7 separate regions of the Mus musculus genome follow, and regions 2, 3, 4, 5, 6 and 7 are each linked to region 1. Evidence: chromatin loops called from intact Hi-C (ENCODE). Cell type or tissue: heart. All regions are shown on one strand.

What was found. Hi-C counts contacts between places; a loop is a spot of excess contacts. Peaks named below come from ENCODE experiments on the same cell type or tissue, not always from the same donor. Only the 100,000 strongest peaks of a DNase experiment are listed, where the experiment ranks them.
Region 2: it touches region 1 in a loop (4-fold over the local background); 13 of 42 quality-filtered maps call a loop at or near these places.
Region 3: it touches region 1 in a loop (10-fold over the local background); 31 of 42 quality-filtered maps call a loop at or near these places.
Region 4: a loop joins it to region 1, with 7 times the contacts of the local background. A loop is called at or near these places in 34 of 42 quality-filtered maps.
Region 5: it touches region 1 in a loop (2.4-fold over the local background); 5 of 42 quality-filtered maps call a loop at or near these places.
Region 6: it touches region 1 in a loop (2.6-fold over the local background); 9 of 42 quality-filtered maps call a loop at or near these places.
Region 7: it touches region 1 in a loop (2.1-fold over the local background); 3 of 42 quality-filtered maps call a loop at or near these places.

The regions. Positions count from the first base shown.
Region 1 is chr4:9,133,934-9,137,933 of GRCm38, forward strand. It overlaps Gm50597 (a long non-coding RNA gene), which reads left to right. Exons shown (of 2, transcript XR_001784233.1): 2 at 1,777-2,240. It overlaps Gm34288 (a long non-coding RNA gene), which reads right to left. Exons shown (of 4, transcript XR_881105.2): 2 at 1,531-1,591. Among named protein-coding and RNA genes, the nearest start is that of Gm34288, 6.7 kb to the right of the region's middle. In heart, a CTCF peak has its summit at 2,029 (motif pointing right); a DNase peak (open chromatin) is centred at 2,048; H3K4me3 peaks cover 804 bases; H3K27ac peaks cover 1,550 bases.
Region 2 is chr4:9,667,707-9,671,706 of GRCm38, forward strand. It overlaps Asph (aspartate-beta-hydroxylase), which reads right to left and starts at 1,456. Exons shown (of 24, transcript NM_023066.3): 1 at 1,075-1,456. The coding sequence starts at 1,204. In heart, a CTCF peak has its summit at 1,540 (motif pointing left); a DNase peak (open chromatin) is centred at 1,535; H3K4me3 peaks cover 2,143 bases; H3K27ac peaks cover 1,795 bases.
Region 3 is chr4:9,454,713-9,458,712 of GRCm38, forward strand. All of the region lies in intron 23 of Asph (aspartate-beta-hydroxylase), which reads right to left. Among named protein-coding and RNA genes, the nearest start is that of Gm11816, 170 kb to the left of the region's middle. In heart, a CTCF peak has its summit at 1,853 (motif pointing left); a DNase peak (open chromatin) is centred at 1,859.
Region 4 is chr4:9,528,642-9,532,641 of GRCm38, forward strand. It overlaps Asph (aspartate-beta-hydroxylase), which reads right to left. Exons shown (of 24, transcript NM_023066.3): 16 at 3,274-3,424; 17 at 1,245-1,381. Among named protein-coding and RNA genes, the nearest start is that of Asph, 140 kb to the right of the region's middle. In heart, a CTCF peak has its summit at 1,848; no DNase peak of the experiment used is centred here.
Region 5 is chr4:9,280,548-9,284,547 of GRCm38, forward strand. Clvs1 (clavesin 1) reads left to right here. Exons shown (of 6, transcript NM_028940.2): 2 at 841-1,465. The coding sequence starts at 1,011. Gm11816 (a long non-coding RNA gene) reads right to left here. Exons shown (of 3, transcript XR_881109.3): 3 at 1-3,908. Among named protein-coding and RNA genes, the nearest start is that of Gm11816, 4.8 kb to the right of the region's middle. In heart, no CTCF peak of the experiment used is centred here; no DNase peak of the experiment used is centred here.
Region 6 is chr4:9,270,349-9,274,348 of GRCm38, forward strand. All of the region lies in intron 1 of Clvs1 (clavesin 1), which reads left to right. Among named protein-coding and RNA genes, the nearest start is that of Clvs1, 3.0 kb to the left of the region's middle. In heart, no CTCF peak of the experiment used is centred here; no DNase peak of the experiment used is centred here.
Region 7 is chr4:9,335,942-9,339,941 of GRCm38, forward strand. The region is part of intron 2 of Clvs1 (clavesin 1); the gene reads left to right. Among named protein-coding and RNA genes, the nearest start is that of Gm11816, 51 kb to the left of the region's middle. In heart, no CTCF peak of the experiment used is centred here; no DNase peak of the experiment used is centred here; H3K4me3 peaks cover 303 bases; H3K27ac peaks cover 1,806 bases.

The sequences.
Region 1 (4,000 bases):
AGTATTTATAGCCTTGCCCCACTTACAGTTTGCTTTCTCTGGTCTGTGCTCATGGTTGAAAATGTCATCTATCCAGAATGCTAGCCACTTGCAGCCATGCCTCTCCACCATGAAGAACTCATATCCCTCTGGAACTATATAAGCCAAAATAAATCCTTTCTTTCATCAGTTTTTTTGGTCTTGGTGCTTTATCACAGCAACAGAGATCAAGAGTGTGGTGGCTCAAGTCTTTAATCCCAGCCATTGGGATGCAGATATAGATAGATCTTCATGAGTTCAAGGCCAGCCTGAAATACAGACTAGGTTCCAGGACAGCCAGGGCTACAACTTGAAACCTTACAGAAGCAAAATGAAACAAAACAAAACAAGGCACGAGAACAGAAAAATACCTGGTTTGTAGAGTTTGGAGAGTGTTTACGGTGAGGCTGACCTCATATAACTCAGAGGCAAAATTTTCACTTGTAATTGCCGTCTTCTTCTTTGTTAGACAGGTCTACAACTAGCCCAGGCTGGCCTCTAAGTTGCTATGAAATTGTGTCAACCTTGAGTAGTTTCAGGCCTCTACTACCCAAGCTCTGGGATTACAGACGTGTACCACCATACTCCGTTGACACCTGGTAATTTTAATCAGTTTATGAGGAATCCTTAAAAGCACTCACTGAATAGCCGGGTTTAGTTGAACGTATAAGGCTTTCTTCAATGTCATAATAAGAACAGCCTGTTAGTTCACTTGTTCAACGCAGATCTCTTTGCCATAATGTGGAGGATGGGCCTGAGAAAGCCAGGACTGAAGGCTGGGATGCCTGGCAGCTACCAGATGTGGCTATGATTGGACATGGAATGGAGAGGGAGGGTTGCTGAGACCTTCCCCCAGGCCAGCTCCAGTGGAGGCAGAGAGAAGATAGTATACCCTTTAATCATGAAGGGCACATTCTAAGACCCTCAGAGGAAGCCTGAAACTATTCATCCTACTGATACATATATCCTTAGGTATATTTAATATATTTCTACATATACACACCTAGGTCAAAATTTAACTTATAAATTAGTAAGTTAAATCTATAAATTAACCTACAACAAGGTTCAGGAAAAGGTTAACGAGAGCAGTAAGACAGAAAATTACAACAAACGTTAATAGTCATTTTCTCTTGTTTTCTAAATGTCTTTCTGAAAGTGTAGATCTTAACAATGTTACTAGACGTTTTGTTCTTTTCTTATTAAGCTTATTATTATAGCACCTTCCCATTTATCAAAAGCACTTTCCAACTTGTCTTTGGCACGCCTAAATTCCTAGCATTGCCTGTCTTGCTCGAAGGGGTTGTTGTACAAGTAAATTTGGTTTACTGAGCACAAACTTTGTGATACCTCAATAAGCGAGCTGAGGGTCACGTGAGTAACGGGAAGGTAGCCTATATAGTGTGGATACAGAGAACAAAGGTTCGATTCTCATTCCAGATAGGAAGGGACTGGATACTGTGAAGTGTCATTGCCCCACTTAGAATAGCATTCAATACAAAACGTACAACTTACTTATGTATGGAACTTTCCACGTAACATTTTCAGAACGTGGGTGAGGACAGATAATTGAAACCTGGAAAAGAAAGACTGCTGGAGTGATGTGGGTTGGGCTAGCTGAGTAGAGGGATTGGGTTCCCATTGTGAGGATTTTATGGGGCTTGTGGCTGGTGGCATACGTTTGTATTTTATCCTCAGATCCGACCTGTCCACCCTATGCACTGTCGCTCTTTTCAACTTGACCTCATTTGACCTTGTCAGGCATCTTCAACATCCATCAGTCCTTCAGGGAGGAAAGCCTTTGGACACATGGCTTCTCGCCATTATTGGTGTGCAGACAACTTGAAAATTGGCAGAGGAATCCATGCTGGCGAAAGAGCAGTTGAAAGACCCTCAGAAGAGGTCGGGATGCCCTTGGAGGAGGTAGAAAACTTCATGTGTTCCACGCTTCTCACAGCCCCGCTGGGCTCCTGTGGCTTCTCAGTGTCTCATTTCCAGGCTATGCCGGTGCTCCACTCGCCAGCAGAGGGCAGCATTGAGACATCAACGAAGGCGGACTTGGGCGCGCGACCGCCGGGAAGCAGAGCCTCAGGATGGCTGCTTGTCGGAAGCTTTAACCTTTTAAGCAATTCTCCGGGGAGCCCTTCCTGTCATGTGTGGGCTGCCCTAAAATGAGCAGGTGATAGAAATGAAATATTAAACAATTCTGTTCTGCAAAATGAAAATGAGTTGTCATTTAGCATTTTTATCAGTCGATGACACATTCTTCCAGCTTCAGAAGGATTTTGTGAAAATGCAGGAGACAGTGAACTCATTTACCACCAAATCCTCAAGAATCACACGTGGGGGCGCCGTCATCAGGGGCAGGGGTGCAGGGCAGGCCAAGGCTGAGCCTTCAGGGCCGAGGGGCTGGGATCTGGGACCTGTGACGCAGGCCAAGGATGCAATTGTCCTGGATAGCAATACCGAGGAAGCAGGCACATCTCCAGCAAGGCTGTGTGTGGCCAGGCAGAAGGCAAGTCAGCTCACAGAATAATGAAAGGAGCTGAAGGTGGTGAAGTGAGGGCTGCGGGCAAGCTCGCTGGTCGCAGGAATCTCTTTCATACTGCTTTCAGAAGCACCAGCAGTGATGCCGAGCAGGGTTTTGTTTTTGTTTTTGTTTTTGTTTTTGTTTTTGTTTTTGTTTTTGTTTTGTGATTTTCACCTAGTGGCTTTGGTGGCAGCGAAGTCCACTCTGAGCTCAGGCTGTCAAAAGGGCGCTTTGCAGGAACCTGAGAGGGTCTCCAAGCAGAGCTGCAGGGAAGGGTGGGCCCCAGCCTTCCCCGGAAGCTCTTCAGCAGATTAAATCATGGCGTCTTTGGTAGAGGATTCCTGGCTGCCACACAAACAGCCCCTGCTTCCCCGTTTCCAGTGCGATTTATTTCTCTACAGACGGTATTGATTCTTTCCTCTATCCGATCGCTCCTGGGCCTGTGTAAATGAAAGCCCTCTTGTGTAATAGTCATGCCTATAGCTGGGCGATTTGGGCAGGCAGCTGCGTGTTACATGACCCTGTGAGAAGCGATGCATTTTGCTGGATAGATACAGTCGAAGCAAATGTTTGCAACTCATCTAGCAGCCCAACCTGTATTTACGAAATATTCACCCTGTTTTTTTTTTCCCCCTTTGAGTCAAAACAGCTCAAGAATATTTCTGTTATAATATTCATATGAAGGGGCTAGTGGCAGAATGAGATCATTATCTGTTGAGCCAGGTGCTGCCCTCTGTGTTACTGAGGGAAACAATCCAGACTTGTGCTCGGTTTGAGTTCATTTGAACTCATCCAGATGGGACTAACAATAATACCTGTTCCAGGTGGGTACAGATGCATCTGACATAAAATGGACCCAAAGCATCTGCCCCCTTTGGGTCCTGCATAGTGTGAGCCCCATTCTCCATTAGCCCCTCCTTTTCCTCTCCTTTCCTCCTTGGTCTCTCCCTTTGATTCAGTAAAGTGATCTCACTGAGACATTGACACCAAGAGAGCCTTGACCTCGCTTGGATATTTATTACTTAAGAAAGGTCAGTGCGATCAATAAAGGCATCAAACATATTTCTGGCTTTTTTTTTTTACTATTTTATTTCTGCATTTATTTATATAGTAGATGTTGACACACACACACACACACACACACACACACACACACACCACATTCTCTTTTCCTCCCCACACCCTCATAGCGTGTAGTAATGGGTATATGTTAGCTAGCCACTACCCACATTTGCAAACCTCTTGTGAAGCCCCAGGTTGTGTGAACACGGACTGACATTTTTATCTTTGTTTTTCTGTTTGTACATAGTATCAGGAGTAAATGAGATTTTGTTCACTTCTCTCCACATCTGATTTGATAATTTAAACCAAACCAATCCAAACTAAACCATCTACTCGATCCTTGCCTTCCCTCCACAGTAAGGGTGGAAGTCAGCTGCTGATGTAAGGGCATAG
Region 2 (4,000 bases), 530 kb after region 1:
GCCTAACTTTCCCCATTTACATTTATTCATTCATTTTCTAATCAAATATTTATTGCACAGCTATTAAGGAAACGAACTATTCTAGTTGATAATGGGGAATAGAAGAGAGTGAAACAAAGACAATACATGAAGACAGAATATACATGAAGACAGCAAGTGCTATGAAGAAAAACCATAGTTGGCTCATCTATCGTCCTGACATATACTAATAAAACCATAATCATCCAATCTATATATGACATATAATAATGAGCTGCCCATAGACCAAAGCATAGAATCTAAATCATTTCCAGTGATATTGAGAGCTCACATTCAATACACATGTGTGTTCCAGTTCCAATATTCTAAATATGAGTCAAAGGAAATATAAGAGAAACCGAGAACCGGTGAAATCTGACACGAAACAGATTTAAAACATCTGTTCTCCACTCTGCTGGCTAAGCACATGGAGAAGAAAGGTGAATAACCAGTAGGGTTTTTTGTTTGTGGGTTTTGGGTTTTTTGTTTGGTTGGGTTTTTTTTTTGGGGGGGGGGGGGTTATGATTTTATTTTATTTTATTGAGAAAAGAAAAAGGAGGCACAGAGAAAATCCCTATAGTACTTTATGATGTCCCTTTGTATTTTAAAAGGCAAACGCAATACATATTAAGAAAACTAAACAAAACTCCTTAAAATAATTTGCAAGAACGAAGCATCAAGTCTCATCCCGGCCCTTGAATACACTCCTCCAAGCCGCTCCTCAACGCTGCTGGCCAGGCTGAAACTTACTTTCTCTGACTTTGGCTCAGGGTCAAGCGCCCCGAAAACTGCAAAAAGATAAAGGGCCCTCTACACCCAGCTTCCATCAGGAAAGGCAAGAAAGGGCCGGCCAATGCTCGGGCAGGCTGGTGCTAGGGGTCCCCCTCCGGCCGACTCTGCTCCTCCGCCTCCCCGCCCGGTGAGCGCGGCCTCGCCCCGCGCACACAGGAGCCTCGCTAAGGATGGAGAGGAGCGGCGGACGTAGGATCAGACCAGACCTGCAGCGCCCACCCGGCTCCCGCCCGCAGCCAGGGCCTGGCCTGCGGGGACTCTGACCTCTCCGAGCCCCGGGGCTACTGCTGCTACCGCTGCTACCCGTGCTCGGGCTACCGCTGCCCGAGCCGCTGCCGCTGCCGCTGCTGCTGCTGTTGCCGCCGCCGCCCTTGGCGTTCTTGCGCGGGGCCATCGCGAGCTGCTCCGGGGACTGCAGAGAACCGGGGCCTTGCTGAGTGCACTAGGGACACCGGGGCTTCGAGACTCCTGTAGCAGCGCCTTAGCGTCCACTGCGCTCGCTGCGCCTCGGACGACTTGCACCAGCGTGCAGCCGCGCGGTTAGCCTCGCGTGCGCCCAGCCTGCGACTCCTTAGGCTGCCAAGAGCGCTCAGCTCCCCCCGGCCTCGGCCCCGCCCACGCCAGCCTCTGCCCACCCACCAGATCTGAAAGACGCCAACACGAGCCAATCCCGAGGACCGCTGGCAGGGGGCGGGGCAGGCTACGCGCGCCTGCCCTCCTCAGGCCAAAGCTTGTCTTTTGCTGCGCAGTGACTGCAAAGCCCCAGCGGCTTGTGGCTTTCTAGTCTGCCTGGATCCTCTGGAACGTGGCAAACGTGGAAGCCGGCAGGACTCTCGCGAGCGTTGGTGTTCTGGCTCCAACGGGATGGGGCGGGTATGAGGGCGGTGCCCGAGAGCTGCGCACCACCTCTTGGCTTCTTGGGAATTTGGTTCCGGTGCCTAAGTACGACCAAGGGTGCAAGCCCTCTCTTTGAAAAGGATTTGCCACAGTTCCGCCAGTACACTGTGATTGTTGAGCCTTCCAGTGTCAAAAATAAGGATTTGTGCCATCAGTAGTTTTGGAGAACCTTTAGTTAAGACATTAAAATGTTAACATGACTCAAAAACCCTATTTTCTTAACCATGCACAACACTCTCATCACACTAATACCTAGAATTTCTTCATGTCCCCAGCCATTGATCTCCTATGCTTATGCAGTGTACTGCGTCGGGATTGAGAACTGAATATTCAAAAGAAAAATGGCAACAGCTGGATGAACCAGCCAAGGTCCAGCAGAGACCATGATCATTTGTTACCAATTGCCCACATGGTGTCTGTGGGTAACAAAAAAACATGAAGTATGTGGTGATTTAATACATTGCTGTCAATGTCGAGATCTTCCAGGAGTTCTTGGAAGCAGCCCCTTGTAGAAGACCCAGAGTGAGCCACTGCTGTGGGACGACCCCTTCTGAGACTGCAGTTTCCTCAACCACCACTGACCATCATTAGGGTCCACTGGCCTCTGCCTTGTCAGCTGTGAATACTGGGTACCGCCCGGGGAAAAAAGTGGAACCCAAGAGCCTCACAGAACAGGGAAAAAGAGGGCATCGTTTTCACACAGCCATGAAGGTGGGTGCTGCCGTCCATTCTTACTGCATTTCTTTATCTCTGAGCCTCCTCGGCACCCAGGAGTCCTCTCTTTTGAACACAACTTCTTGCCCACAAAGGACATTCTTTCAGCAGGAAACAATGATGGGAATGGGGGGAGGCAGAGAGGCAAATCTGATCCATATCACTTAATGGAAGGTGCTGATATCTAAACTACAATAGATAAATAACTCTCCATCCCCAAGATAAAAAATTTTAATTACTCACAAAACACTATTATAGAGTTGATGCTTTAAAGGTTCAATCTTAACTAGCTTCCACAAATGTTTTAATCCCTTGTGCTGGCTGATTTTGTGTGTCAACGTGGCACAAGCTGGAGTCATCACAGAGAAAGGAGCTTCAGTTGGGGAAGTTCCTCCATGAGATCCAGCTGTAAGGCATTTTCTCAGTTAGTGATCAAGAGGGAAGGGCCCAGCCCATTGTGGGTGGTGGCATCTCTGGGCTGGTAGTCTTGGTTCTATAAGAGAGCAAGTTGAGCAAGCCAGGGGAAACAAGCCAGTAAGTAACATCCCTCCATGGCCTCTGCATCAGCTCCTGCTTTCTGACCTGCTTGAGTTCCAGTCCTGACTTCCTTTGGTGAGGAACCAGCAGTGTGAAAGTCTAAGCTGCATAAATCCTTCCTCCCCCCACCCCCAACTTGTTTCTTGGGCATGAGGTTTTGTGCAGAAATAGAAACCCTGACTAAGACAACCCTTATTCCCAGTTGGTGGTGCTGGTTTGGGGAGCTGAGGAATCCTCAGGAAGTATGACCTGGCTGCCCAAAGAGGCCACTAGGAGCAGACCTTTGAGGGTTATTTTATTAGTCCAGGCCCTGCTCTCCTGCTGCCATGGGTTCACATTGCCTCTGACAGTGGGGGCTAATGTTATGCCTTCCCTGGCCACGACAGATTAAAGTCTCTCTGGAACTCTGAGCCTTAGTAAACCTTTCCACTCTTAAGTGATTTCCTTTGAGTATTTTAGTCACAGCAATGCTAAAGTAATGAATGTCCCAGAGTTGGTGATAGAGAGGGGATGTGAACTCAGACTGCATGCAGAATTACTTCCAAATTATCCTTCCTAGAAAAAATCTACCGTTCAGTTGAGAATATCTTACTTGACGCCACTCTCCTGCAGCAGAGGCTTCTGGGATCATCTACACCCTCCCTGCAAAGACAGACTGAGGCCTGAGTGTGGACACTTTTCATAGGTCACAGTTTAGGGAAGTTAGATTTTACATTTTTGAACAGCTGTCTCCAAGGAAAAGTGAGGCTTTGTTCCTTCAGTCCAGAAACTAAGTCTGGTATTGCTAGCAATAGGACATAGTCACATCTCCACTCCATTCTTCCAGGAATCTGAAGAGTTAGTTCCCCTTTCCTTAAGAAACCTTCATTCAAGCAAAACCAGGATTTGTGGCTGCCCTACAGAAAAGAGTTTCACGGTGATCCAATAAGAAACCACGTTGGAGATTTTATTAAAAGTAGGCTTTAATATAGATCTTAAGCAGGGGGCTTATTAGAAAAAATGATGCTGCAGAGAGAGAAAGATTAAGTACCCCCAACAGGAC
Region 3 (4,000 bases), 320 kb after region 1:
TTTGAGTTGTTCCCACATTTTGTTCCTTGTGACTTTGCTGCTCTGAGTGGGGGCATTGTCTCTTTTCGGGCACTTGCTGTCTTTTCCTTTTATCTATCCTGTAGTTTGTTCCTTACAGCCACTGACATTGTTCAATTTCTCTGATAACTCTAAGATCAAGAAAATGACTCTCTCTCTGTTTAAGGTATTTAAAAAGAGGGGAGTTAGTTGGTTCCCCCCTTTTCTTTATTTTTGGTTTGTTCTTTTCTTAGTTTCCTTTTCATGTTTGATTTTGCATGGTAATAAATGCCTATTCTGTCATTTGGTGCCCACTCTAAGTTTCTGTCCTTTGTAAACCTTTGACAACAAAGGGGGCACTCTATTCCCTATATTCAGAGGAACTGTATAACACCACTAAGCAACACATTTGCTGAATGCAAGATAGAGGCATGCAGTAGAGGGAAGGGGCCAGTAGGTGGTTAATAGAGAAGAGAGATTGACCTTTTAAAAAATATTAGTTAGTTTTATCAGTTTATTAATTTAGAAATGTTATGGTTAGATCTCTCCAGTATGCTAGTTATTCTTCTCTGGAGTGACTTTGCCTCCCCTAAATCCACCCTACATTTGTTTTTTGTTTGTTTGTTTGTTTTATTTTAATTAGGTATTTTCTTCATTTACATTTCCAATGCTATCCCAAAAGTCCCCCATACCCTCCCCCACCCACTCCCCTACCCACCCACTCCCCTACCCACCCACTCCCACTTCTTGGCCCTGGCGTTCCCCTGTATTGAGGCATATAAAGTTTGCAAGACCAATGGGCCTCTCTTTCCACTGATGGCCAACTAGGCCATCTTCTGATACATATGCAGCTAGAGACATGAGCTCTGGGGGGTACTGGTTAGTTCATATTGTTGTTCCACCTATAGGGTTGCAGACCCCTTTAGGTCCTTGGGTACTTTCTCTAGCTCCTCCACTGGGGGCCCTGTGATCCAACCAATAGCTGACTGTGAGCATCCACTTCTGTGTTTGCTAGGCCCCGGCATAGTCTCAAGATGGAAAGATCTCCCATGCTCATGGATGGGCAGGATCAATATAGTAAAAATGCTATCTTGCCAAAAGCAATCTACAGATTCAATGCAATCCCCATCAAAATTCCAACTCAATTCTTCAACAAATTAGAAAGAGAAATCTGCAAATTCATCTGGAATAACAAAAAACCTAAGATAGCAAAAACTCTTCTCAAAGATAAAAGGAATCACCATGCCTGACCTAAAGCTGTACTACAGAGCAATTGTGATAAAAACTGCATGGCACTGATATAGCGATAGACAAGTAGACAAATGGAATGGAATTGAAGATCCAAAAATGAACCCACACACCTATGGTCACTTGATCTTTGACAAGGGAGCTAAAACCATCCAGTGGAAAAAGACAGCATTTGCAACAAATGGTGCTGGCACAACTGGTGGTTATCATGTAGAAGAATGTAAATTGATCCATTCCTATCTCCTTGTACTAAGGTCAAATCTAAGTGGATCAAGGAACTCCACATAAAACCAGAGACACTGAAACTTATAGAGGAGAAAGTGGGGAAAAGCCTCAAAGATATGGGCACAGGGGAAAAATTCCTGAATAGAACAGCAATGGCTTGTGCTGTAAGATCGAGAATCGACAAATGGGACCTCATAAAATTGCAAAGCTTCTGTAAGGCAAAAGACACTGTCAATAAGACAAAAAGACCACCAACAGATTGGGAAAGGATTTTTACCAATCCTAAATCAGATAGGAGACTAACACCCCTACATTTGGAAACTCCTAAAAATATTTCTCATTGTTACAGAGGTGTGGAGCATAGCACTGCCCTCTAGTGGCTAGAGGCCAGGGACCCAGCTGAAGATAAAGCACAAAGACCATGTGAGCCAGATGGCCACAGTGCCAGGGCCTGCAGTGTGTAGTATGTAAAATGGCATCAATCATGTTCTCAAGAAACAAGTCCTGGTGATAATATGGTAACCAGCTAGCATCGCTCCTGCTATACTGTAAGTCTTTGCTAAGGTACAATATAAAATTTTAAAACTTTGTGGAATTTTAATATTAAAAAAAAAAAGTCCCAGTAAAAGTTTCTTTTAAAAGTTAACAGCATTTAGCACATTAGTATCACTTAAGATGTATCTTCTCGCTAATATCTCTGTATACAGACAGGAGCACTAACTCTGCCCACAACCTTTGGTGGGTTAAAAAAAGCACTACACAGCCACCACCTGCAGGTTTCTCTCCTAGTGCTTCATTTAGACTACCATTCTAGAGCTTGGTTCTCAAACAGCTCTCTCCTAAGGTTCTGCTGGAGGCCCTGTAGGGTCCTTTGCAGTACTGATTTAAGATATTCCATGTATAACCCACTTACATAGCAGATGAAGCTAAGAATATAAACAAGATTAATTTCCAATCTGTCTGCTTTCCTAAGATAGAATACAACTTAGGAAACACCTAGTCTGGTTTTCTGGTCACTGGATGTAAGACTCATTTTTTCCACAAAACGGATCTTCAACAAATCGACTGAGCTGGAAGTGAAATTATTTAGATGCTGCGTCAGGTGTCCTCCTAAAAGATGTGACCACAAGGACTTTTATCCAGGGAGCCATCTCCCCAGCCCAACAAGTCTCTAAAGGGCATTATGCTAAGTGAATCAAGGTAGTCACTAAAGACCAGACTCTCTGTGGTTCTGCTTGTGTAAGGTCCTGGAGTAGTCAAGATCAGAGACTAAAGAGAAGTGGAAGCTGTCAGGCTTAGATGGGGAAGCAGTATAGACTTAGTACTCACCCATCCAGACTGGACTATTCTGGACCTAGGTGGTGGCAATGGCTGTAACAGTGTGAGTGAATGCTAACCAACTATGTGTTTTAAAATGGTTAACATATTTTACTTTATGATATGTATTTAACCATGATTAAATAAAGAAGGAAAAAGAGGAAAGTCAACAGGGACACAGGAGAGAAAAGAGTATAAAAAAGTATCAGGACACAGCAGGACACTAAGTCCTTTAAAGGGAGCCGAACATAGCATTTCATTCTGGCATTTGACACTTGTGTGATCTGGGGCAAGTTACTGATAATTCTTTATTAAGGATGAGTTATGCCCTGATAAATCCATCATGAATCAAAAGCCCCAGGCATTGCTGATGTATACAATACACTATCCAGTCTGAATATGCCAGCCAGCCTATGGGATACATGTTCTGAATGTTGACATTAGCCTATAGTTGGGCAAGATCATCTAATGCAAAGCATACTGAACACTAATGTGTGGAATTGCTAACATTACTTATCAGAAACCAATATCCAACAAATTCTAGTGACGTAGCACCCAGTAGCAACTTGGCTGGTGGTTCAAGTGATGGAGTGGCTGACAGAAGCTGTGCTGCTAAGTTCTGGCATCACTAGAAGGTGTTAACACATACTGCTGACCCAAGAAGAAAGTAACAATTACAAGTTCAGTTTCTAGTAAACGGGCTTCATTCTTCACAACCATAAGGTTGAACTACTGCAGGTAGAGCTATTATCATAGTAAGCATTGGGGTACGTCTGAACTTAGCACATTTATACTTGATTCCACCTGCAGACTTGATAAGAAGATATGGTAGACATTCAACTTCATAGTGAAAATTATGAAACAGACATGGGAAGAAAACAAGAAGTATGGATAAGACAATAGATTACCAAGAGTATACTTGATGTCACTCCTTATGAAATCTGATTTCATTTTCAAAGACTGAAAATATATCTTGGATACCAATGACAAAAGGCTCTTGCAGTTATTTGAGCACCAGAGAATCTGGAAGCTATTTAAAAGTCTACATGTAATTCAAATTAAATACAAAAATCTCCATTGCACAAAGTGACATTTTCCAGGATATTTTGATTGGTGTAATGAAACCAAAGATTTTGGCATATTTAAAAAACATAATCATTCCATTCATTAACTTACATTTCTTGTGAACTAGGAAGAGTGATTCCCAGGGAGC
Region 4 (4,000 bases), 390 kb after region 1:
CTGATCCTAAATCACTATGACACATAATGTTTCTTTTAACCAAACCCTGCAGGACAGGAGCCACTGGGTATGTTAGCTGACACCCTGTCCCACAGGGACTACGTTATAGCCTAGTGCAGGTCTTTTCTATACAATACACATTTGCAATGCTGTAGTCTCAGTCCACCATGCATGTATTAATGATGTCATAAAAAGCCAAGGCCAAACTTCTGATCTCCCAAAAACAATCAAAGTTATGACAAAGGTAGAAAGACAATAGCTTCAAAATTCAATGACATTACAGTTAAGCACCAAGAGCAACAGAGTCAAGTGCCTCTTTGTGAGCAGGCTGAGGGGGAAGCTGCTACTGTTGACGATGTTTCCAACACAGAAGAGACCCTTCTGTGACACATCCTAGCTCACTGAAGTAGCATTTAATGTAAAGTCGGCAGCTTGGAAGCCACTGATCCAGAGGCTCAAGTCAAAGAACGAGGACCCTCGTCTGTCTTTGTTTTACAGAGGGGTTAGCTTTTTCCTGCTTCAAAGTGCATTCGACATATTGTTTGCTTTACGCCAAATAAACTCCCTTGTTGCCTAAAGGAACCAGTTTCTAGGCTTTGTGACTTAGAGCTTATCTATTAAAATGTCCACTATAAAGCAGAAATCCTTTGAAAGCCATCTCAGCCAGAATATGGGAATATCAATGGTATAATCTACTACTTTTGCCTGAGAGTCTCATACTGCAACACTTGAAAATAGTATATTATTTACATTTATTGACTTCATTCTTTTTCCTATCACAACAAAAACCCTTAAAAAGTTGTCAATACAGACTGATAAAAATGAAGCTCAAATAGAAATTAATTAAAATTTAAATCGTTCCAATCAAGATATAGGGGTGAATATGGTCAATATACTTAATAGTCTTTATGGGACCCATTGCTCTGTACAATAGAGGCATGCCACTAAAGAAAAACAAAGTAAGGAAAATTGGTCATGGTGGCAGTTGAAAGGCTGAAGGTGAAAGATTACCATGAGTTTGAAGCCAGCCTGTGCTAGATGTGACTTTCGGGCTCCAACAGGGAGTGAAGGGCAGAGAAAGTAACGGGAGAGTTAAATCCAGATTGTTAGCCATAATCACGTACATGCTGTTTCATTCAAGATAAAGAGGACAGAACACAGTGTATGTTACATGTCATTTTCAATCAGCACTTAAGAGTTGTCTACAGATAACTCAGTGCGGCTCAAAATACACCAGTGCTTACCTCTTCGTAAACCTTCTTGGCACTGTCGTTGTCTCCCAACAAGAGGTATCCTACGCCAAGGTCGTTTTTTAAGGTAGTATCACTAGGGAACAGTTGAACTAGTCTCTGGAGGGTAAGTAGAGAACCTCTCATGTGACCTAGTGTTGGAAAATAGGATTAAAAGTATTATGAATACAGACCACAAGAGAGGATTTAGCAGATCCTGAAGAACAACTTACATCTGACATCCTCTATGAACAGATCAGTAAGTCCTGAGTAGCATAGCTATAATGCTATCTGTAATTGTTCTATGTAGATACTAAATACGAGATCAATCATAAATTGTAAAGACATAGTATTTTCTGAGTCAATTCACATTTACATTTTTTTTATCTTATGTTCTTGAGAATATAAATGTATGTTACCAATTCAGGTGAAACAATTTTGTTTTATTAGCTTTGAAATTTTAGATGGAGTATAGATAATAGAAAGCCTGAGTTTGGGTCGAGCTGTCAGTATGGGCACCGAGGGCCATGGCACCAGCTTCATTGTGCATGCCTTCTCTAACAGAGGAGGCAGAGACCGAGCAGAGGAGACATTTTCCAGTACTATGGGAGCCTCTGGTGGACAACAGGCTATGGTGCACTACATGGCTCAGGAAAGCCCAGCTGCTGTTCACTTGGAGGCTTAGACAGAAAGAGTCTGGGCCCACTGTCACTGCTCATTGTCACAATTGCAAATTGGAAACACAAACTGCAAATGGGGGCGGGGCTGTGCTAAGAAGACTAGCATTTGCAATAAATAAATAAATAAATAAATAAATAAATAAATAAATAAGAGAAAAACCTACCGTGCAGGGATTAATGCCTACAAAGGGGACTATGAGGAGGCAGGTGCAGTTCAGCCAGGGAACACAGCTACTGCTTAGCTAACATAAGCAAATCTGGCCCGTTCACTCCAGGGTCTGTGTCGCATTGCTGGGTAATGCTATTCCAGTCAGGACTCCGAGTGGTTTTCCCAGGCAGTGCTTCCCTCTCTGGTGCAGACAGCAATGGTGCCAATGGTGCAGGTACCTCCTGCAGACACCTGCTGCTGTTCCTCCACACCTTGTCTGGATCCCCTGTTATACTGTGAGGAAACTCCATAACTCTGCAATTTCAGGATCCCTGTCCAGTTGCCTCAGAGCCTTCTCACGTTACCCTGTCTCATTCTCACCTCAGCGGAAGAGACTATACTGAAAACTAAAGGATTTCTGTGGAAGGTGAGACATCTTCACAAGATCAAGAGACCTTGATCTCGGGCTGGGAGGCAAGAGAATCTTTTGGTATAAAAATTAAGAGGGAACCAAAGACAATCCGTTTAACTCTAAGTTGAATAATTATTTTAACAAATTCTCAAAAAAAAAAAACCCTCCCAAAATTAATGTAAAAATCCACAGTGACTTTGTATGCGTTTATATGCATGTGTGGGTGTGTGAACAGAGACTAGAAGACAACACTGAGTGTCTTCCTCAGGAGCTGTGAGCTTATATGCTTGCCTGAGAAAAGCTCAATGACTGGAAGGCAGGCCAGCCTTGTGAGCATGAAGACATGTGATACCCAGAAACCAAGCATAAAGGCCACATATGCTGGCGCAGGCATGTAATCCCAGTGCTTGCGAGGCAGCGACTCGGAGCTTTGGGACTAGAAAGTCAGCCGGTGTAGGCTATGTGAAGTGCTCCAGGCCAGTGAAGATCCTGTCTTTAAAAATAAGGAGAAATGGCATCTAGGTTTTCCTCTGGCCTAGACATTCATAGATGTTTGCTTCTGTACACGTATGAGTGCACTTGTGTGTGAACAGACAGACACACCCATACACAACCGAACACATACACACACATGAGGGTGCACACAATTACTGAGGCTAAGATTGGTTAAATAAAGAGAAGTTGTGTTTAAGTCAGACAAGGCAAAAGGCAGGCTTCTTCTCAGGCACCTTGACTTTGAGAAGGCACCATGTGGCTGCCACTGAAGGCAGGCATGTTCCCCCATCACCAAGCTCAGCTTCTCACCTAGAAACTGCTGCCGTTCCGACCTTCGCTTCAAGCTCAGCTTCACCAGGTCTGTAGGGGCATCAGGCAGGTCGGCTGCCTCCTGGTAGGTCTCGATGGCCCTGCGCAGAACCTCATTGCTTCTCTGCTTCTCTGCCAAGTCATCTTCACACTAGAGGTGGCCCCCAGATGGATCAATATGCCATTACCTCAATGCCTGTCATTTCCCCCAGAGATCCAATGACAGTGATCTTTTAGACATGCTTTTTAAAAAGACAATTGACCTTTTCTTTATCAAATGATACAAACAAAAGAAAGCAGGACAACTGTTGTTTCAATAACAGGAAGAAAAGTCTGCTGCTAAGTTACAGACGAGGAAGAGGACTATACAATCACAACAATAGGGCTGATGGGGACAGACATAATAACATTTGGGAACATTAGACATACAGGACTCTGATCTATGGTCTGTTCTTCAATTTGTGTGTCCAGCGACTCATTCACTTCACCCATTAATTAATTCATTTAACAGCTCTTTTCAGAGGGCAAGACCATTCTACCTATGTGTCACCCTAGTTCAATAGCTCAGGGTGAGATCTTTTCTCATTTGACAAATACAAACAAAAGTGTTGTGCATAGAAACAGCAGGTTGATGCATGGCGGGTGCAGAATGGGGAAATTAGCAGTCTAGTCAAGACAATTGGGGAACTTTAGAAGAGGGGCCAGGGCATGTTTAGTATAAGACAGA
Region 5 (4,000 bases), 150 kb after region 1:
TTCTTTTGTTTATCATTTACCAGGAGAAATGAGATGATAATCAAAACTCTTTTCTTTTCCTTTGTAAAACAGTAGCTGAGGACAATAGAAAATTTATAGCAAATGGACAGATTTAGAAGTCCATATGGGTGAGGTAGAGAGCAGATTGAGAGCCTTGGGTGCCTGTGGTTTCTTAGCAGGACAGGAAGAAGTCAAAACCACAAGTTCCACATGAGCCTGCAAACCTTTCTCATGGCTCAAAATGTCCTTCCTGAAGGTCAAGCTTCCAGCCCTGAACTTGTCTGGCATAACCTAGCCTGTGGAAACACGCTTGCTATTAATTAGGCACCTTAGGGTTAGGTTAGGGTGACCTTTAGTAGTCTCAAGCCGCGAAGGGCTGCCCTTAAAAAATGTGAGAGACATATTTATGTCTGGGATACTTGTGTGAGAAATGAGGCTAATGGGAACCAATCAATTGTATAGCAGCCATAACATCTCTGTTGTATTTAGGCCCATGAACAGCCACATAAGCATGCTTTAGCATCATCAACAACAAAACCATTCATTAATAAAAATCACTCTATCGCTAATCTGACTACAGACCATTATCTTAAGGAGTCACTCACTGTAACTAAAACTTTTGTGAATGTATTTCAAATATTTGTATGTTAACTATTCAAGTTGTTAATAATACGGCCAAATGTCCTATCTAAGGATTATATGTGCTTAGTTGCAAGGTATATGCTCATCAGACCCACACTTCAATGAACTCTTCTATCTAGACTTCAATGAATTTGCCCGGATATTCTCTGCTTCATCTCTCTCTCTCTCTTGTTTCTCCTGTGTGCATCTGTTTTTCAGTAAGCAATGGCTTCGGTTTCCCTCCTCTTTTGGATGGCCACCACCACATAGGGCCTGAATGTCCTGCTGTTCTCCAAGGACAGAAAGAAGACTCTGTACCCGTCTGTTTGGGGAGCAGTCTTGTAGGGGAGCCATCGAATGGGCCACGGATTCAGCACACTTCCATGTGAATGGGACCAGTTTCTGTTCTTCCCTCACCTCAGAGCTTAAGCACTTGGGAAGGAGATTTGGCCAAGATGACGCATTTGCAGGCTGGGCTCAGTCCAGACACTATAGAAAAAGCTCGTCTGGAACTGAATGAAAACCCAGATATTTTACATCAGGACATTCAACAAGTCAGAGACATGATCATCACCAGACCAGACATTGGGTTTTTACGTACAGATGATGCCTTCATTCTGCGATTTCTTCGAGCCAGGAAGTTTCACCAAGCCGATGCCTTCAGACTCCTGGCCCAGTACTTTCAGTACCGCCAGCTGAACCTGGACATGTTCAAAAACTTTAAGGCAGATGATCCCGGGATTAAGAGGGCTTTGATCGACGGATTCCCCGGAGTGCTGGAAAATCGTGACCACTATGGCAGGAAGATTCTCTTGCTGTTTGCTGCCAATTGGGATCAGAGTAGGTAAATGTAGATAGTGTCTTTACTTGGCTTTGCTTTGACATAGCATCATCAGTGCATGCTGGGGTTGTATTGCTTCATAGGTCAAAATTCATTCCACATGCCCTCAAGGAGGTTTTAGGACCTTGATGTAATGTCACCCAAAAGCAAAACTACAAGAGAACTATAGCCTCTGAGTTGCACTGGACTTTAGAAGTAGGCATTTCACTCATCAAATTGGGTCAATTATTTTAATAAATCCAAAGTTGATGTTCCAAAAGGGCAATCTGTTCTCTTTGACATTATCTCCTTAAGCAACAACAGTACAAAAACCCCAGCTTCTCTAGATTGGTTTCCATACAAAATAAGTTTTGTGGATGCTCTCTGTAACTTTAATATCCTCCTCTTTTGTATGGCAGATTTTTCATACAAATGAACTCCCTTGATAAATGTCCTTTTTAGAGCCCCAGACTCTACATACCCATGTATCTGTCTTCATCTCTCTACCTAGTCCCTCATGCCAAAATATGGGATCATCTTTGGCATTGGTCCCATTATCTGACCTCTTCCCAAATTCCACCCACCTCCACCTTTTCCTTTAAAAATCATTCCCAGTATCTTCACTTCACTGCCCCCATGGCTAACGATCAAGTTTTCGTTCACATTGTTTTGTGAAAACAATTATAACAGAAATGTAAGATCACACTGCTCATCAGATAACCTTTTTGGTGCTTACCACATTTTCTTTTATTTTCAATTTTTAAAATTTTCATTAGGTATTTTCTTCATTTACATTTCAAATACTATCCCAAAAGTCCCCCATACCCTACCTACCCACTCCCCTACCCACCCACTCCCACTTCTTGGCCCTGGCATTCCCCTGTACTGAGGCATATAAAGTTGGCAAGACCAAGGGGCCTCTCTTCCCAATAATGGCCAACTAGGCCAACTTCTGCTACATATGCAGCTAGAGATATGAGCTCCGGGAGTACTGGTTAGTTCATATTGTTGTTCCAACTATAGGGTTGCAGACCTCTTTAGCTCCTTGGGTACTTTCTCCAGCTCCTCCATTGGGGGCCCTGTGTTCCATCCAATAGCTGACTGTGAGCATCCATTTCTGTGTTTGCCAGGCACCGGCGTAGCCTCACAAGAGACAGCTATATGAGGGTCCTTTCAGCAAAATCTTACTGGCGTATGCAATGGTGTCAGCGTTTGCTTACCACATCTTCTACTGGGTATTTGTATGATCTCATCTAGCCACCCAATACCTTCAAATTATAAAGGTTACTGCCATTTCTCATACTTCATGGTACAAGAATATGAGAAGGTACAGATCTGGATTCACTGTCACATAGCTAGTGAAGCCAGAATGGAAGTTGTGTCCTGGTTATGTGACTTCAGAGCCAGTTGTCATAGCCCAGCTATGCAACGTCACCGTGTGTCATGAGATCAGGGAAGATGGTGCCTTTTGCATGTTTATCTCTTTGCTGGGTAGCACAACTATCAATGTTGATTGGGAAAAATGAAAGGAGCCACTTGCTAGAACGCCCACTGTGGTTGGGACTTTCACAACAATATCGTGGATAAAAATTTTATGTTCATAGGAAGACATAATGGAAAAATATACCAAAACCTTACCAATGCCATTTAAAAGAACTTCTGGTCTGTCTTTCCGTTGCCTCATGCCCCTGTTTTTTCTAAGAATATCAGAAGTCCAGGGAGGTTTCACAATCATTGGCTATTTCCTGGTTGATAAATCAAGGCAGGACCATCTGGCTCTGGAAAAGTACACAAATGTCTCCACACAATCAGCCTAGACTTGAGTCAGATCTGTACCTGAACCGATAATAGCGATGTGGAATAGAAATCATGTTTATCAAGTTCACATTGCAGTTCATGGTAAGCCTTGCTTTATGTTGTTCCACTGATAAGAATGATGGATGGATTTTTGTATCCATCCATCCATCCATCCATCCATCCATCCATCATTTAATCAACAAGCATGTAGAGGTGTGAGTTTGAGGCACTTAAGACCATGATGAGAACATGAGGTCTTCATCAGTGAAGACCCATGTGCAGGGTTCAATAAATGGTGCAGTACATAAACGGCTAGATGCTACCCTCTACTGAACAATTACTCCTGAGACACAGGGGACATAGACACAGCATCTACAGGGAAGGGAACAGTCCCACTTCCAAGAATGGAACACTCACATTTTGGCTCTGGAGCCAGACAGTTTGGTTCTGGAGAATAGCCATGCTGATGTCATTGTGCTGAATTGCCAGTGTTCCGAGGCTTCCATCTGCTGGGACGGACTGTGTGCTGAGCACCACTGTGCGCTGAGCACCGCTGAGTCGTGCTGTTCACATAAAGAAGTGAACCAGAGTACGATGTTTGACTTCGTTTTAAGGTTTGGTCTGTATGTATCCCCAAAGATGTCATGAAGAAATAAGAGGTAACAGATCTCTGAGGAAATAATGAAAATGTTTATGATTATAATAACCTTGGACAAGTTACTTCCTTCTCTGTTCCCTGAATTGCTCATGTGTAAAATAAGA
Region 6 (4,000 bases), 140 kb after region 1:
CTCTCCTAGAAGAAGAACAGATATACCCCTTGCCCAAATGGCCAAAGTGGTAATGATATTCAGAGCAGATGGCCTGGCTTTGTTCATTACTAGTCAAGGACTGGCTCAGATTTGGGAGGCGAGATTTTTGTGTGCTTTCTCAGTAATCAGGCGATAACACCATTTTCCTATAAATAGTAAAGGGTAATAGAGTGCAGAAATTGAAAAGGCATTTTATGTAACCGTGGTTTGCCTGGCTCTGCTTTGCAGTGCTATCATTTTCTATCAAAGCTGATGGGGAGTTGGAACATCTTTCAAATAGCCCATTAATTTGGACCTGATGGTCCAGTCCTGGGTCACAGCACCTATTTGATTTAACCAGGATCGTTTGCTTTATAAGAGCTAACAAAGTACAGCAAACAAGTGCTTTCACCTGTCATAAAGAAGTGTCTGGAAAGGGACTCTTTGAATTGATTTTACCGAACTGCAAAGTATTGTAGTTTCTTTTGCTGCTGTTTTTGTTTTGTATATTTTTTATTGTTTTTGTCAACATAAAATCAGGATCTTAATCTCAATGCGTGGTATCTAAGTAGAAATGTTGTTAGGTCATTGGTCACAAGAATATTTAAGCTAAAGCATAGAAAACCCCACTCAACAGTACCCTGGTGTATTTAATCTGTCTCTTGGAGAAGGGACACTGAAGCTAGTTTTGTTCTTGCTTCTCTTTAGAGGCACCACCCAAAAGAAAAGAGACTCACAAACAGATATGTTCTGGAAAAAGCTTTGTGCAAAAATTTATGCTCAATAATCTTTATGGATGAGGACTAGTCATGTCATGACAAAAGTTTGCGTATAGTTACTAATTATATGAACTTAGGCTCAGTTCTATTTGTCTCTAAATTTTACTCACTTTTTTAAGCTTAAAGCATGAAAATATTTGGCAAAGCCTATGCATTTAGTCACATAGCTACTGTCCTTAGACTGACAATATGCACAACAACCAGGGACTCTCAAGACTCTGGGAAAGATTAAAAAAAAAAAAAAAAACAACTCCCTTATCTGTGTGCAAACAATGGTCCAGACCAGGAGGTTGGAAAATGTGTACGTGTGGCCAATTTGAGCTGCTTCACCAGAAACACAGGCCCCGAATGCAAAGCATCCAAAGACGCTGTCTTCCTGTACTTAATGCAATTTCCTGAGGCTGGTAAGATTTCAAAGCAGGGCTGCTTCAGCGAGATTTACAGGCGCCTGTCTCAGAAGCAGTGCTTCTTTTCCCTGTCTGAAATATGCCAAGCTTATTAATTTTTATAGTGTGCTACTGTTGTGGCTTTCACACATTTCTTAGCTAGGTCTGTTTATTTTTCATATTGATAAAAACAAAACTTTCTTATTTAAAAATGTATTTAAAGGCAAAAAGAAAGATTTTTCCCCCCATAGCCTAGTGCCCTTTTTGTGGATGTGTTTATGGAAGGGTACAGAATTTTAGAATCTGAATGTATAGCTGAGAGGTCCATTTCCCAGAGAATGAAGTCTTGTACTCTGAGAACTGGTTATGTCGGCCTACATATTTGGGCTTGATACTAGAAACACCCTGTTATCTCTGAGAATCTGCCCCTGACTTCACAAACTCTGTTGCTGCTGAACCACCCTTCATAAATGGACTCTGGCTGGCTTTGATCTTCTCTGCTCTTGTGACACTGTGACTCAGGCAGAGGAGGTGACACGCAGCACAGAGATAAAAAGCATGGCAATTGTACAAATATATTAACTCAGAAAACCCCCCAGGGTCATTGAGATAGCTGGTCCTCCATTCTTACACCCTTCCCCAAATAGTCATTGTTTAGATAATTATTACTCATCCAGATTTCCCGGGAAGGAAGCTTTAAGAGAGGGGCCATAGTGTGAATGACCACAAGTCTGTGACCCTCATTTGCCCAAGTGCTGTGTCTCTTTAGAGAAAACTGGACTCAATTTCTAATCCAAGTTTTTCTTGGCTTAAAGGAAGTTTCACCTGGATGTATAGACCAGCTGGTCAGACACTGCCCTATAAAAAACCTTTATGTATTCAGATATAAGTTCATTATTCCCCCACCTTCTCTTAGTTTTCCCCATCAGGTCACCCTGTGTTGTTTATTTTCTATAGACTTGCTCTATGTCAGGACAAATGGAAAATGCCCTTTTGTGGTAGGCTAATTTCCCAGGTGCTTTTGTTCGGCTTGACTTCTGTTAGAGGAAGAATGTTTCAGGGTGAGGTATTCTGTGTCCTGGGCACTAACAGCTGAATCTCTGATTCTTAGATATCATTCAGATAACTGGCTATCCCTTGCCCATTTCTGTTTCTTAAAATAGCATTGCCTCAATTCAGACTCTATTATTGCTCAAACACTATTACGTAAACGTCCATACCTTTATATGTGTCACATGCATAGGTTACTTGATGCTCTGAATTTTACAGATTTGGAAGAAACAGGAACAAAGCAGTGGAGCCTGGGAGAATGGAGGGGCTCAAGTTGCAGGCTTTATAAACAAACTTCTCAAAATGGAGTCAGCTGACATTTTCCCACACTTCCTTTTTTTCATTGTCTTTATTTCTCCCCTTTATTTTCCTCCTTCCTTCCCTCTTCCTCTTTCCCTCCCCATCGTTCTCCCTTCTCCCCACTTTTGCCTTTCATCGTCTCTTTTTCCCATCCTTTCTTTCTTCCTCCGTTCCTTCTTTTTAGGTGCTATATAGTATGCAAGCACACATGGATGTAATTTATAGGGTGATACAGTAAGCTGCCATGAAAGCCATTGCCCATGTGAACACATATGCTAGTGACATGTTTATTTTTCTATTACTGTGGTACTGCTGTCCACAGACGTCGTTGTGAAATTTGCTTTGGGACAGGTCATTTATCCCAGCAATTTGAGGTCATTGCTTCTCAGGTCTGATTTTATTGTTCATTCAGTGAGTCAGGGGTACATCTCAGTAGTCTTGTGTTCCCAATAATCTATGACATTATGAGATTGATTAATGGGCTACTTTTGGTGAAATTCTTGATTGATACATAAAAGTTACACATATTTGTGGGACACAGTGTGAACTTTCAATGAATGTATATAATGTGCAGTGACCGAATAAGGTTAATTATCAATTCCTTGCATTAAGAACCTTCCTACTTTTCTGCTGGTGTTAAGATTTTGTTTAATTTGACTTAATTTGTTAAGTCATTGTAAGCTGTGGTTGACCCACGGTGCTCTGGAATAATGGAGCTTGTACTCAAGTCCAGTGATGTTCTGACACTTGTCGCAACTCTCCATTCTTCCTTCCCTTGCAGCCTCTACTCCTATTCTCTTCTGCCAAGTCAATGTGTTTTGTCTCTTATATGTGAGGGAAACCATATTTAGTTTTTCTGTGTCTGGCTTATTTCACTTAACATGGTGAATGGGCCTCCCTTGAAAAATGAAGGACCACAGTTATCCTCTTATTTAAATTTTGTACAGCCAGGTGTAATTAGTAATGACCTTTAACTGCAATGAAAGACAAACCATTCTAATTTCTGAGGCAGTTCCAAGGTCAGTTGAGGGAAAAGATGTCTGAGTTCTTCTTTCCTCTCATGCAACTCTGGAGCAACTTTCTCCATTCCACTTTTACCTGGTGGTTTTCTTCATTCTGATCCTTGCTGGGCCCATTGTTGTCCCAACTACATTCATAAGAAGAGTCCCAATTACTTAGATGTCCTGAAAAAGCCGAGTAAAGAGGGTAATTTAATCCCAAATTGGGGAACCTCATTGCTCATCCACCTCTATATTATTTTTTCTCAAATCATGGAGTCTATTTGGGGAAGCACCTTTTTCCTTTGAGACAAAGTAGTTAGGCATTTCCACCTCCTCTCTTCCTCTCCCAGAGATATGCCTACCAAACACAGCTGATCCACTTTGGCTATGGACTGCCAACTGCTTGGGGCTTCTTCATATGGCGATGGAGCAACATCCTATGATGACATTTCAGTCTAATTTTTAACATGCGTGTATCCCTTTC
Region 7 (4,000 bases), 200 kb after region 1:
CAACTGATTTTAGAGCCTGAGTTTCTCTTGATTTTTGGATCTTGTGACTCTTCCAGAATGTATTGATCTCTTTACTGAGGACAAAACTGTGGAGATTTTGTTTTCAGTAGGCAACTTTCTGAATCAATTAAAATACTGAGACGGGATACAATATACTCTCAGCTCATTACTGGTGTGCCTTCCATGACAGTCTGTATTATAGGTCATTTTTCTAGTGTACTATTTAACTTGAGTTGCCTTGCACACTATTTTTAGAATTGGTTACTTGAGAAGCTATTTCCTGATTGCTGATTGCAAGCAACTGCCAAGTGTCATCAAGAGGGAAGGATCTCAGAGTGTGGAACTACTCGAAGCACCATGGTACCATTAACAAGTCTTGGCCTCACAAGCTTTCTCTCTCGTTATCACGTCTCTTAACTCGAAAGTGACATTATGGTTCTGAGTCAGATCAACTCAGGAAAAAGAGTATGCTGCTTTAAGGAATGACCATAAACACAGTACTAGATCTGTGCATGCACACTGAATTCCACCAGTGCCTACACAGGCGGTGATGTTCGTGACTCTGCTCTGGTGAATATGATATTAGCCGTCTATCTAAAGCTCAGTAAAGATTTGTGGAATATCAGTGAAGAAGTTCGTGAACATGATGGTGGTGGTGCTAGTGGTGGTGGTGGCGATGGTGGTGGTGGTGTGTGTGTGTATGAGAGAGAGACAGAGTCAGAGAGACAGAAAGAGACACACACAGAGACACACAAAGAGTGACAGAACTCTCTACTGTGAGATCACTCACAGCGATCATACAGGAAGTCCAAGGAACTTGGAAAGTGGCCCTGTGCTTTTGGATAATAAATGTAGGAAAGTCTTCATTTGAGAAGCTCTAGTTGGAGGCAGAGTGGCCAGAGCAGAAGAACTAAACACAGTGCTTATTTAACTATATTAAATGCTCGCTTGCATTCTTGACATCCTTCCCAATTCTTACTTTTATGATATTTCTCATCCAGGGAGTTACCAAAATAGACAAGCATGAAATCAATGTTTCATCCCACGTTAGTAATGGATAGAATGCTCACTTCCATGGAAGCTTTTATTTTTTATTTATTTTTTAATTCTCTCTGCTTAATGAATATTGCTGAGTGAGGTTACCCCCATCCTTGGTTTCATTTCAGGTGTCATGATGGGGTCTTTGGGGGAACTAGCTCTTTTTCGTCAAACAAAATACTATGACATACCAGCCTTCTTGTGTATAAAAATGTACAAAGCATTAACTGTTCTATAGTATTGGTTCCTCAGTGGCCTCGTCCACCCCCACACAAACCTTGTGAGAATGTAAGTACAGTCATTTTAATCACAATCAAACTCAAGCCAAGTATGGTGGCACTGAGCTACTGAGAGACTGATGTAAGAGGATCTCCTGAATAAAAAGGTTTGAGAACAGCCAAGTGACTTAAGGAAAAGGAAAAAAAAAAAAAAAAGACTTGTAAAAAAGAAAACAAGCAATGCACGCCAGAAAGGCCTGCTTCCTTTCTCCTGCTTGTGCCCCTGGCGCTCAGTAGCACGTCACTCTCAGCTAATCTGACCCAAGATCAGAAAAACAATAGAAGGGCATGCATCAGGCACCAGTGACAAGCAAGGAAGGCAGTGACCTAAGAGAATGCAGCTGCTGCATTGAATGAGTCCCGCGTGGGATGGCTCTGTCTGCAGTGTCTTGAAATACGTGAGCACGCTGCTCGCCTTGCCTTCCTTCCGTCACTAGCAATTATTTATTGAGCTTCCGCTATGTGAGAGAACTGGTGATTGCTTAGGACTTAGAGGGAAATACACAAGGCTTCCAACTCCGCTAGAGCTCATGGAGCAGCTCGCCAGGCACGGATGCTTATGGTACAATAAATCATTTCCCTTGAAGACGGTGCCGACTTACAGTGGCTTTCATCTCCTCTGACAGGAATGCCACCTGGTCACATTAATGCTAAAGTACCATAGTGTGCTGCAGCCGTTCTACTCACTTCCTGCCTTCTGGAGCCCCTCTCGTCCTCGGCAGTACAGCCGTGCATCCCTCTGCATGGACAGTCCTGAGGACTGTCTTGGTGGTTTATTTTATTTTATTTTAATTAATCGTAACATTTGTTTACATCTCAAATGATATCTCACTTCCTGGTTGCCCCGCCACAACCACCCCCCCCCCCCTACCATCCCATATCTGCCCTCTCCTCCTTCTCCTTTTCCTCTATGAGGGTGTTGTTCCCCACCCATCCACCCTCTCCTGCCCCACTGCTCTAGCATCCCCCTACGCTGGGGCATCAAACCTCCACAGGACCAAGGGCCTCCCCTCCCATTTATGTCAGACAAGGCCATCCTCTGCTACATATATATCCCTCCAGGTACACTCGTTGGTTAGGGGTCGTCTGGCCAGCTGATGTTGTTCTTCCTGTGGGGTTGCAATTCTCCTCAGCTCTTCCAGTCTTTCTGCCAACGCCCTCACCGGGGTCCCTGAGCTCAGTCTGATAGTTGGCTGAGAGCATCAACATCTGTATTGGTTGATTGCTGGACAAACCTCCCAAGGAACAGCTGCACCATGTTCCTGTCAGCAAGCACCTTTTGGCAACAGCAACAGCGTCAGGTTTGGTGTCTGCAGACAAGATGGATCCCCAGGTGGGGCAGTCCCCAGATGGCTCTTCTTTCAGTCTCTGCTCCATTATTATTATTTTTTTTTGTCCCTGTTCATCCTTTGGACAGGAACATGTCTTGGTGTTTCTTACATCTCCCATTTCCTGTGGTTCTTGTGTAGCAGTCACCTCCTAACTAGGCTTGTCTCTAGACCCTGCTCCTATCCAAACCCCAGCAGACCATCTGGGTCTCTATGTGCCCAGCTGCCAGCATTGCCCTTCTCCTTATGCGCTCACTAAGGAGCAGTCCCAGAAGGCAGAATGCAGGTGGATCTCAACACACTTCTGGCTCACTTTTAATAAGTGTTTGCCTCATTCCACAGAACTATGTTGTTACAAAGAACAATGTTTTCAGTGGATGCTTGTTCATATAGCTCTTTCTGCCCTTGGCTTTTCAAGTCCAGTGTCTAATCCTTCCCATTCTTCCTAGACCGATTAAAGTATTTCTGAAAACTCAGTCTGAAGTGAACTCTTCTTACCCCAAGCAGATTGTAAACCACTAATACTTCCTGTCTGATCCCATATTTCCTCATGCAAAATTAAAAGTCGTCAGAGCACCAGTATCTTCCAAGCTGGAGCCAGCCACTCTATGTTGTTTTCATGTGCTAGGGCATTGGGTGGAGTGATCTTTCCTCAGAGATGCAGCTAAGTAAGACAGCTCAAGAGTAGCAACCATGACTCGAATCTGAATCCATCAAACTCCAAACATCCTTTAATGACCTTGTTACCCTTCATGCCCAAAGGTTTTCTGATCCTTTATACAGATTGAGTTTTTCCAGTTTTACCACATACTGCTTTGGTTTGGGCCTTTTTGGGTATTATAGGTAGCTTTTACTTGTATGTTATGGTTTACATAAAACAGATCTTGTGTTTTATGGGTTTAGTGTTTGTTCTTTTGGTGTGTCTGTGTGTGCATCTGTATGCATGTTTCTTCTTCCTTTTTAAAAGCTTCTGGTTTGTTTGGTTTGTTTTTGTTGTTTTCCTGTTTTTTTCTTAAATAGAGATGGAGAAAGGGCATGGAGTTGGGTTGGTAGGAAGGTAGTGAGGATCAGGGAGCAGTTAAGTGAAGAAAAACCATAGTGAGAATGGATGGTATGGAAAACGGTTTTATATGACGTAAAAGACATTGACTAATCGTGCAATGAACTATTGAATAAGAAGGCTGATGCACTCATTATGCAGTGGACAGACTGCTAAAGTAAGTGGGCAAATGCACTCACTGTTCATGACCTTTTCTGAAATTCTAGGAAGGGTGAGAAGAGCCAATGTGACACAATATTGTGTCTTTACTTATTCAACCTGGTCTTCATTTAAACCGAAGGGGAATTAACTGTAAG